Linked DNA regions of Homo sapiens: region 1 is linked to region 2. A link is a contact called in ENCODE POLR2A ChIA-PET data. All regions are on one chromosome and are shown on one strand. Each heading gives the region's core, a stretch centred on a gene start or an enhancer-like site at or near the end of the contact. The rest is flanking DNA. Distances are from core to core; before and after follow the strand shown.

What was found. ChIA-PET counts read pairs that join two places held with the same protein, here RNA polymerase II (POLR2A).
Region 1: POLR2A ChIA-PET joins it to region 2 with 11 read pairs in PC-9. The contact joins two enhancer-like sites. POLR2A ChIA-PET finds 5 or more read pairs at or near these places in 3 of 52 experiments (H1, PC-9 and Panc1).

Annotation. Positions count from the first base shown.
Region 1 is chr1:225,842,239-225,847,179 of GRCh38, reverse strand. EPHX1 (epoxide hydrolase 1) reads right to left here. Exons shown (of 9, transcript NM_001136018.4): 7 at 4,706-4,814; 8 at 2,557-2,682; 9 at 1,617-2,034. The coding sequence ends at 1,833. TMEM63A (transmembrane protein 63A) reads left to right here. Exons shown (of 25, transcript NM_014698.3): 24 at 1-146; 25 at 248-1,644. The coding sequence ends at 140. Among named protein-coding and RNA genes, the nearest start is that of EPHX1, 35 kb to the right of the region's middle. RefSeq lists an enhancer at 464-1,274. Within about 2 kb of position 1,250, at least 17 of the 41 ENCODE cell types and tissues checked have a DNase peak (open chromatin) inside an H3K27ac peak, as active enhancers do.
Region 2 is chr1:225,505,812-225,510,734 of GRCh38, reverse strand. It overlaps ENAH (ENAH actin regulator), which reads left to right. Exons shown (of 14, transcript NM_018212.6): 11 at 2,718-2,784. Among named protein-coding and RNA genes, the nearest start is that of LINC02765, 41 kb to the right of the region's middle. RefSeq lists an enhancer at 1,148-2,347. Within about 2 kb of position 2,039, at least 13 of the 41 ENCODE cell types and tissues checked have a DNase peak (open chromatin) inside an H3K27ac peak, as active enhancers do.

The sequences.
Region 1 (4,941 bases), core at 1-2,500, 340 kb before region 2:
CGGAGAGGACAGCACTGTCTCCGCAGCAGCAGCAGCAGCAGACCTATGGTGCCATCCACAACATCAGCGGGACTATCCCTGGACAGTGCTTGGCGCAGAGCGCCACGGGCAGTGTGGCTGCTGCCCCCCAGGAGGCCTGAGGCTGGGTGAGCTGCTGGCTGGGCCAGGCTCAGGGGAGCCTGTGGGGTGAGAAGACAGGTGAAGCGGCCTGACTCCCAAGTTCATGACTTCTTCCCATCTGTTTTAGGTCTCACTGCTCTGAAAAGACACAACCAGAATGGCCTGGGGCTCAGGCCCTTGGCTGAGTGGGAATGCGTTGGGACTGCCCAGCTGAGCTATCAGGTGCCCATCTTTTCTGGTCCCAGCAGTGGTGAGGAGAGCACAGGCAGGCCTCGCCCCTCCCTTGCTCACCCAGTTTCCCCTCCGGCACAAGCTTCCAGCTCTGCAGCTGGGGTGACATCCCCAGTGGTTTGTCGCCAAGACCATGTGGTGGACTTTTCGCCCCCCAAACTGATGAGTCCGGGAGAATATATGGAGAGAGAGATGTAACAAGGGGAAGGCCTCCTCCCTTCTGAGCACACACACAACCGATAACCAAAGAGATGCTGCAGTCCAGGTCTGAGGTCCCGCTGGCATCCAGCTCCCTGCTCCATGGCCAGTCCCTCCCCAGCCCAGCAGTCCCTCCAGGCTACATCCAGGAGTAAGCTATGGGGAACAGGTTGGGAGGTGGCCAGTGCTCCTGCCAGCTGTGCACACATCTCTGTATCCCGCTAGAGTTCTGTGTTTTTGTATCATGTTGTCAGGGACGCTAGCTGGGTCAGGGTTACCCCATAGCAGGCAGGGACAAGGACCACTCATAATATGCCCATTGGACCACAGTTAAGATCCAGCCTCTCTCACCTCTTCAGGGCTGAGTGCATGAGTCTGCACCTCCAGGCAGGCTCTGTGCAGTACTCACCCCCTCCGTCTGCTCCCTCCAAGGTGTGGGGGTGGGCAGTGCTCAGGGCCTCCTCGGAGCCAAAGGACAGCATGGTCGGCACAGAGGAAGGGGTACCTGGGCTGGGTGCAGGGCCATCCCACTGCCCTTGAGCTGTGGCTCTGGCAGGAAGGAGGGGCAGCCCATCCCTCTTCTCCCTCCTGGGGATTCTGGGGAATGGGATGCAACTTAAGACTTCTGCCTGAGAAGCCTCCTCCCTGCTGCCTCCAGGGGGCACCAAGGCACAAGCCTGTGCAGTAGGGGCGGGATGGGGGTGTGGAAGAGCAGGTCCAGGCTCCTAGCACAACTGGCCTGGGGCCTTGGCACCTCTGTAGGCCCTGCCTGTGCCTGTCCGCTGGCCTGGGGGGCCTGGGCTTATCTGGGCCTTCTCACTCAGGGACTCTCTTGACGCTGACTTGCCCCCGCAGTGGTGGCCAGTGCTGCCTCTGCTCCAAGCTGCCCCTGCGCTGGGAGGGGTGGGGGCGGTGCCATTGGTCTGGTGCAGCATAGCCCTGGCCAGTGGCCTCATCCCCAGCAGGCCTCCCGTGCCTCTGCCAGCAAGGAGGGGCCGGCCAGCTCTGCTTGCACAGGGGGCCCCATGTGGGGTCAGCGCACGCTCATGTCACTGAGTTCCAGCCGCTTTTAGAGTAAAGTCGTTTATCATCAAAGCCATGTTGCTTACCACACGGAGTTGGGGGTTGGGGAGTGAGCTTGGAGGGGTGAGGGGGTGAGCGTGGGCTCCCAGCATGGGCAGGGGACGGAGGCAAACTCATTCCTCAGAAAAGGGGTATCTTCCCCAAGAAAAGCCTGGAGGGCACTTGTGGGGGGAGGTGGCAGGCGGGGGGAGAGGGGTGGGTCATTGCCGCTCCAGCACCGACAGGAACTTGCGGATGTCCTGGGCGAGCAGCTCCGGCTCCTCAAAGGCCGCAAAGTGGCCCCCACGAACCATGTAGGAATAGGAGATGAGCTTTGGGTACTTGAACCTCACCCACTTTTCAGGCGTGTGCAATAGCTCAAAAGGGAAGGCAGAGAAGCCAGTGGGCACATAGACCTTCATCCTGGAAGTGAAAGAGCCGACGGAGGGGTGAGGCTGTGGCCCTGCGCCCCTCCGTCCTGCACAGCAGGGGGTTAAAGCGCCTGGGGGTGAGATCAGCTGGCCCACCCACAAGGAGCCATAAAGAAAAGGACAAATCCAGGGTCTCAACCGCTCTCCCCTCACTGAGGGCCTTCTCTTTTCTGGGAGGGCCACCCAGGCAGGGGCATGGGACAGCCTCTAAATCCCCACCTTTGAGGGTTTCCATGTGAGACTTGGAAATCCCAGAACCATCAGTGCCACTCCAGACCAGCATCCTAGACTGGGGAGCGGTACTGAGGGCCGCCCGGGAGCCAGGCACCTGGTCCCTCCATGAGGGCTTTCTCCAAACACCTCGACCTTTAGTGTTCCCATCCAAGGGCCCCTGGGGCACCTGCAGGCAAGGCTATACTTATCCCACCACCAAGTGCCCTTCGTGGAGCCCAAGACTGGCCGTCCCCCTGCCTCCAGCCTCAGAGGCCCCTGTTCTCGGCTCAGCCAGGCTCACCGCTCATGCTTCTGGGTCATCCAGCCCTGTCCCAGGTTCTCCTTGTAGAAGCGCTGGGAGGAGATGATGGTGCCTGTTGTCCAGTAGAGCATGACGTTGGTCAGCAGGTCGTCCAGGGAGAACTTCCTGGGAACGCAGAACACAAAGCCCCACTCTCAGTGCCACATGCAGTTGTGTGACAAAGGGCAGCCAGAAAGTCCTACAAATGCCAGGCCCTGCCCATGCGGCTTCCCTCCTCAGACCTCATGCAACGTGTGTGGTATCCTCGTGTCACAGGCAGGCTGCGCCCAGGGCACTAGACTGGAGCGCATGGATTTAGTTGAAGTGTCTCTTATCACCCCAAGGTCCTCCCCCCACCCACCTTGCCTCTACACACCTGTCCCCTCTCTCCTGCCACTGACCTCTCCTCCCTCCCCTCAACCCCTGCACCGTGAAACTGCTCAGGGCACCAGCTACTGTGGTGACCACATACCAGGCAGCATGTTCTAAGCTCCTTACCTTCTTTTAATTCATGTTTTCCTCTCAACAGCCTATGGGACATAGGTACTATTATCTCCATTTTACTTATTAAGTGGAGAATCCAAACCTAGCCAGCTTGGGTCCAGGATGCATACTCCACAGCCCCCACCCCACCTTCCACTTTCCCCAGAGCACGCCCTCCCAACCCTACCTTCCTCACTCAAACCCTGAATCTCTAGCAACAGCAGCAGGGAGCAGGGACAGAGATAAAGGGAACAGCCTTTTCAATGTGATTTTGGTGGCAAAATGAAAACTGGTCAATGAAAACTAGTTCCAGTATACACATCACCTCTGTGAACTGGATTTCTGCAAGTTGGCCAAGTGCTTCCATCTCCCTTTCAGCTCTGCCCGCAGCTTGAAAACGACCACGACCACCATTTCCACCCTAGTGTATTCCTGTTCTTTCTAGAACACAGATCTGATCCTGTCTACCTCCTGCTCAGGGATTTGGTGCTCCCTGTAACCCGGGGCCAGAGCTGCAGGAGTGGCCTAGTGGGATAGTCTGGTGGGGCCTCACATCTTGCTCCAGGTATCCGTGTGCAAGGAGCAGGCCAGACCCCCTGCCAAGGTGGTCTTGCAGAAGCTCCATCAACCCCTGTGTCCTGCTGAATGTAGGGCAGGGGAAACAGATCCCAGACGAAGGCCCTGCTGAGGCTCTTGGAGGAGGTGAGGACCTGCCTGCAGGAATGAGTTTGCTTTTGATCTGGCCCCAGTGTACCTGCTTCAGCCTCTGGACAAGCCACCCTTTCCAAGCACCCTTTCCTTGCATTTTTATTGCTTTTCTCTTTGCCTAAGTTTCTCTCCTCCATCCAGCAAACTCCTACTTATCCTCCAAGGCCCAAATCAGATACATTCTCCTGGTCATTTCCCCTCTCTGCCGCTTAGACAAAGAATCCTCCTTCCACTGGACTCTCACAGTCCTTTGCGCATTCATTCAACATCTATGTACTGGGCTCTCCCACTGTTCACCCGGCATTGTTCTAGGTGATGGGGCTACAGCATGGCCAAGACAGAGTCCCTACCCCCAAGGCAGGATTCAGTCTCATTTTACTGTCTTTCCCATCCCCAGCACTGTCTGGTCCTGTGTGTCACTGAAGGAATAAAGGGATGGGCCCTGGAAAGGGTGGGTCAGAGCTGACCTTGGTGAAGCCTGAGTCAGGCCACAGAGCTGGGAGTCAGGCATGTAGAGGATACAGCCTCTAAGGCTCTGAGAGATTAACAGCCTCCTGTCTTTCTGCGACCACCCTCCTGGAACACGCAGTCACGTGACCCTGATGCCAGGCTCTCCAGGGAATCAGGAGGAAAAGCCCAGGTGCTCTTGACAATAATGTGGTGCCTGCTGCCCTGTGGGCTCCCTAATCCCCAGAGGGGCCTGTTCAGCAAAAGGAGCACAAGCAGGTGAGCCTGCATCCTAGTCTTGACCATGCACTGTGAGGCTGGGAACAACCCACCAGGCCACCTCACCCAAAAAATGCAGCTACGTTGGTCACAGGGTGAGGATTTGTAAGAAAGCCAACAATAGAATTTGCTGAGTGCCCCATGCAGAGCAACCAGACAAGGGGATGAAGAGGGTGAGGAGGTTGGCTGCTGGGACCAGGGTCATGACTGCAGGGGCAAACCAGGGCCTCACCTTTCCAGGCCTCCATCCTCCAGGTATCGGAATTCCGTATTGGTCCAGGTGGAAAACTTCTCTAGAATATAGGCAGCCAGACCCACAGGAGAGTCATTCAGAGCAGAGCCTGGCGGGGAGCGGGGAGCAAGGGAGAGACTCAGGCCTGGGGACCAGAGAGCTGGAGCTTCAGGTGTGATGTGTGGCACTGGCCGCAGAGGGCGGGGCTGTGTGCAGGAAGCCACGTTCGAGCACAG
Region 2 (4,923 bases), core at 790-3,289:
CCACCTAGAATTCCTTTTTTTTTTTTTTTTTTTTTAAGTACCTCTGAAGTTTTTGTTTTTGTGATTGTAATCCATCTTTTCACCACTCCCCCCATTCCTCATTCTTATTATTAAATGGTGACTCTTCAGTAGGTTGATTGCTATACCATAATTAACATCATGGCTTTGTTTTCCCTCTGAATAGGACTCAGTTTGTTATTTTCATTAAAAATTCACTGGTTTGTGACCCACTTATTTTAGCTTTATCCTTCTTTCTGTAAGCCAAAATTAATTGTATGTACTCTCATTAGTACCGCATAGATGTTGTAAATCCGAACCATATTTTGGGCTCACAGAACCTTTAGAATATGATGAGAGCTATAGATCCTCTTTCCAGGGAGGAAAATTGTATTTTTATTCAGATTTGTTCATAATTTCAGAATATTCATGAATTTCTTGAAGGTTATCCATGGACTCCAAGTTAAAAATTCCTTATCTAATATATAATCCCTTATATAAAATATGAAAAACTAAGGCACAGGTTTTGTGTGTGTGTCATATATATAAAATCAAAAAGGGCAGGGCCTGTTTTCTCACTTGTTTCATTCCGTTTTTAAACTGACATTGTGTCAGGCACCTGAAGTGAAAGGTACAGGTCCTAAGCCCAAAAAAACTCATGGTACAGCTGGGAAGATGAGACACACAGGTGTGAAGTTAACCTTTTTACAACCACTTGTTGAATACTAAGTAGTGTGTCACAGAGGGAGGAAATGACACATACGAGTCACCTGAGTCAACTTTGTAGGGAAAAGTGACATCTTAGTATTCCTTGAAGAGTATTTAGTTTGGCTGAAAGTGAGGGGAAGGTGTGATATTTCAGGATGTAAGTATAGCATGAGCAAGGTATGGAGTTGGAGATGAGCAAGAAGAGATTAGGAAATAGGAAATAGACTAGAACGGGGAATTCTTTTTGAGGAATATTGTAGGGAAAAGGTTGAAAATATGAGTTAGAAACAAAAATGTTGAGAGCCTTTTATAAAATTATCAAGAGTTTAGACTTTATCCTGCAAGTACTGAGTTCAGTGGACATTTAATCCACTGAAACTGTTTGAGGCACATTAAAATGGCACTTGTGATTTTCCCATTGAAACTAGGGAGGATTAAGATAGGCAGACCAATTAGGAAGCTCTATACGCATGCCAGTAAAGATCCTCTGAAGGGAACCCAGCCTTGCCCCTCCTGAAACACACCCGAGCTCCTTAGAGAGAAGAGGCCCTTGCTTCTCAGCTTCCACAGGGCCAGCTGAACCAGATGAGCCCTTTTAAGACTAAAAGATAGTTCTGGTTTGGCTGATTGAGAAAGGACCTCAGCCAGCTGTTAAAAGGTAGCACTTGCTACATCTTAACCACTTTGGAATTACTCCCTCATCCTTCCACCCGCCGCCTCTTTAGTGACAGTGTCCGATGACCGTTCCCTTCCCTGTCCCGGTGTCCCTCAGTTTCATTCAGGACTTCCCTTTTTTCACCTGCTTGGGCTGGTGTCACTTGGATATGTTTCTGATTCGGCCTGTCCCAAACCCCATCCGATTATTTGATCTTCCTGGTCAAGTGTGGAACTTGACACCACTGTGGCGGTCATTGAGAGGCTGTGTTAGCTGTTAGAATACAAAAGAAGGAATATAAAAAAGAAGGAATTTAGTTGATGAGGAGTAAAGCAAGATCAATAATGACTTTAAGGTTTCACATCTAATGCCTTCATGCAACAAGAAATCCAGAACCAAAAGCAGGGCTTCATGGAAGAGTGTGAGTTTATTTTTGCGTTAAGTGTACTTTGAAGAGACGGTAAGCTACCTGAGAATGTGCAAAAGCCAGCTGAGGAGCTGCATTGGAACTCAGAGCAGTTTTAGTTAAAACTATACAATGAGATCACAATTCATGAATAGACTTCATTCTCCTGTGGCCCAAATTCTTTCCTCCATGAGAAGATTCCACTTCTGATTTTACCCAGTCATGTAGTGAGGCCAGTGACAGCATCAGTGAGTCAGCCCAGATTAGAAAAACAATTCAAGCACAATAGACAGCCAACTAGTGAGTCACTGACTACATAGTGTCTTTTGTAATAAGAGCTTAGAGCGAGCTTGTTTATATTTAACTGGAATAATCGGCTAAGGCCCAAGAATTAATTGTTTAAGAATCAAGGAAGTACAATAGAATTTCAGGATTCTGATATTTATTTTGAGTTGTTCCTATTTTTTTCCCCAAGAGGGACTATTTGGATTTAGATTAAATGTTGAAATACATGAACATATTATAAGTTATACTTACTGTTTTTATCATTGGCACTAAAAAATAATTTAAAACAGTGTCGGTAATACTATTCCATTTTAATTAATTGAACTATCCTAATTTTAAAATTATCCTACTTTATTCTTACTGTCCTTTCTTTGTTAGAGAAACTCCTTACTATCCTAAGGTTATAGAATCATAATATTTTAGACTTAACAATGTAAGTTTTCCTTGGAAACTTACTGTACTAGCTTATAATTTCTTCTCATTTTAAGGTCTGGCATTGTGCAAATTAGAGTCCTTACAGATTTCAATTAAAGTTTAGAATTTAAATTTTTATTTATATTACTACTATGTAAACAGGTATAATGAGATTTAGTATTTTGTTATTTGTTTTATAATAACTCTGGAAGCATTTATTTATTTAATAGCTTTTGTTTTTTATTTTTAAAGAACCAACAAGAAAACCTTGGGAAAGAACAAATACAATGAATGGCAGCAAGTCACCTGTTATCTCCAGGTATCAATTTTTTTCTCTAAGTTTTATATTTTATTTGTATAAAAAAAAATTAATGCATTCTTAGTGTAGAAAAAAATTGAATGGTAAGAAATTATACAGAGGAGCCCATAAAACTCTCGTGATCCTCCTAGTATTGGACAACCACCAAGCCTCATTATATATTACTCATCTACATTACTAGTGATTGATAAATTCTACCCTACATTTATTAACCAGATGATCTGAGATTTTAAGATAGCTTTCTTTTTCCCAATTTGTATTTTGAAAAATTCAAAACTACAGAAAAATTAAAAGGATAGTACAGTGAATATGCGTATACCCATTTCCTAGGTTTAACAGTTGTCAACATTTTGCCCCACTTGTCTTAAATATCTACCTATCCACACTTTTTTCCCCTCTGATTAGTTTGAAAGCAATTCACAAATAAGAACTGTTTCACCCTAAATACTTCAGTGTTTTTTGGAAGAACCAGGACATCTGCTATGTAACCACAATACCATTATTACTCTCAAGAAATTTAACATTAAGCAATAATATTATCTACTATAGTATATAGTCACATTTCCCCATTAGTTCCAATGACATAGATTTTATGTATATATATTTATGTATATATATAATTTTTGGAGCCTTTTTTAAACCTGAATATCAGCTGGAGAGAAAAGAGAGCAAAATAAAACATACATCTTTGAATTTGTAAAGTAGAAACATGTATTTCCCTATCTCATTTGAAACTTGTAAGTGTAATCAAGTTAGAAAAGATAGTATCCAGAAACAAGGCTAGTTAATACTTGTTTCTACAAGTACATGTGGGCATATTTAGGCAAATTTGTTCTTCCTTTAGCTAGGCATACTTTATTTTCATGACTAAATTTATATCACAGCTCCTGAACATAGATGAAACCTTTTCTTGGTTTATGAGACAGTTTAAAGGACTTGTATTTTTCCCAGAAAAAAAAAAAGTATGTATTTAGAAACTAAAAGGTATTTTGTCTTTTCTTTCTGAGCTATTTGCCTTATTTTTGTCTCGTAAAAAGCAACTTGACTCTAATTATAGAAACCTAATAAAGATAAGTACAGGGATAGACTTTATATTATCACAGACCTGTTCTGTGTTAGTCTAAGTCTGAATTTGGATTTGGCTTCCTATGTGGTTCTTTCTGCTAGTAGGAAAGAAGATTTGGTAGTGACACAATTGTTTAAGCTCCACAAAGAAACTAGGCCTTTTGGAATGTATAAAAGCTTTTAGTTTCTAAGTGATTGAAAGATGATCATATTTTACTTTAGAAGAAAGGGGGAATTGCTTTTGGTGGACATGTGTTTTCAGTAGAGTAGAAAAATTGCACATTTATGTTTCTCAGACTCCTAACTGAGATGGCCTTCTAACACATCTCTACTAGTTACGGATTTTCTTCAGTAGCACATTATGAAGTGCTGATTTATTAAGCCCATAACAAGGAGCTGGCTAGGCGTGGTGGCTCATGCCTGTAATCCCAGCACTTTGGGAGGCTAAGGTGGGTAGATCACTTGAGGTCACGAATTTGAGACCAGCTTGGCTAACATGATGAAACCCCATCTCTACTAAAAATACAAAAATTAGCTGGGCATGGTGGCGCACACCTGCGATGCCAGCTACTTGGGAGGCTGAGACACAAGAATCACTTGAACCTGGGAGACGGAGGTTGCAGTGAGCTGATATCGCGCTATTGCACTCCAGTCTGCAGACCTGTCATGTGTCATTTGTCCTTTCTCTTCATCATGCTTCATTGATCTGCATTTCACAGTGAACTAAAAGCTAAGCCTACGTTGATGGCAGAAGTCATGTCTTAGAAGGGACATGGACGAGGTTCTCCAAATGGAATACATTCTTTGATGTATTTGGTCCATTTAGTAAAGGAAAAGTTGTTCTTTGAAAGATTTTTTTATTTTTCCTAATTCCAGGGTAGGGAAAAAAAGATTTTTTTTTCAGACTTGGAAATTTAATAAGTGCTCTAAAGGTCACCATTTTGAAAATAATTTTATATAGATGAGTTGAATCTTGATTCTTAATATCCAGTAGTGCACCATAATCATGTTCCAATTCTGTTAGGTGGTTTTCCTTCCCTTTCCCAAAATAGAAATTCTGGAACTCCTGATTAT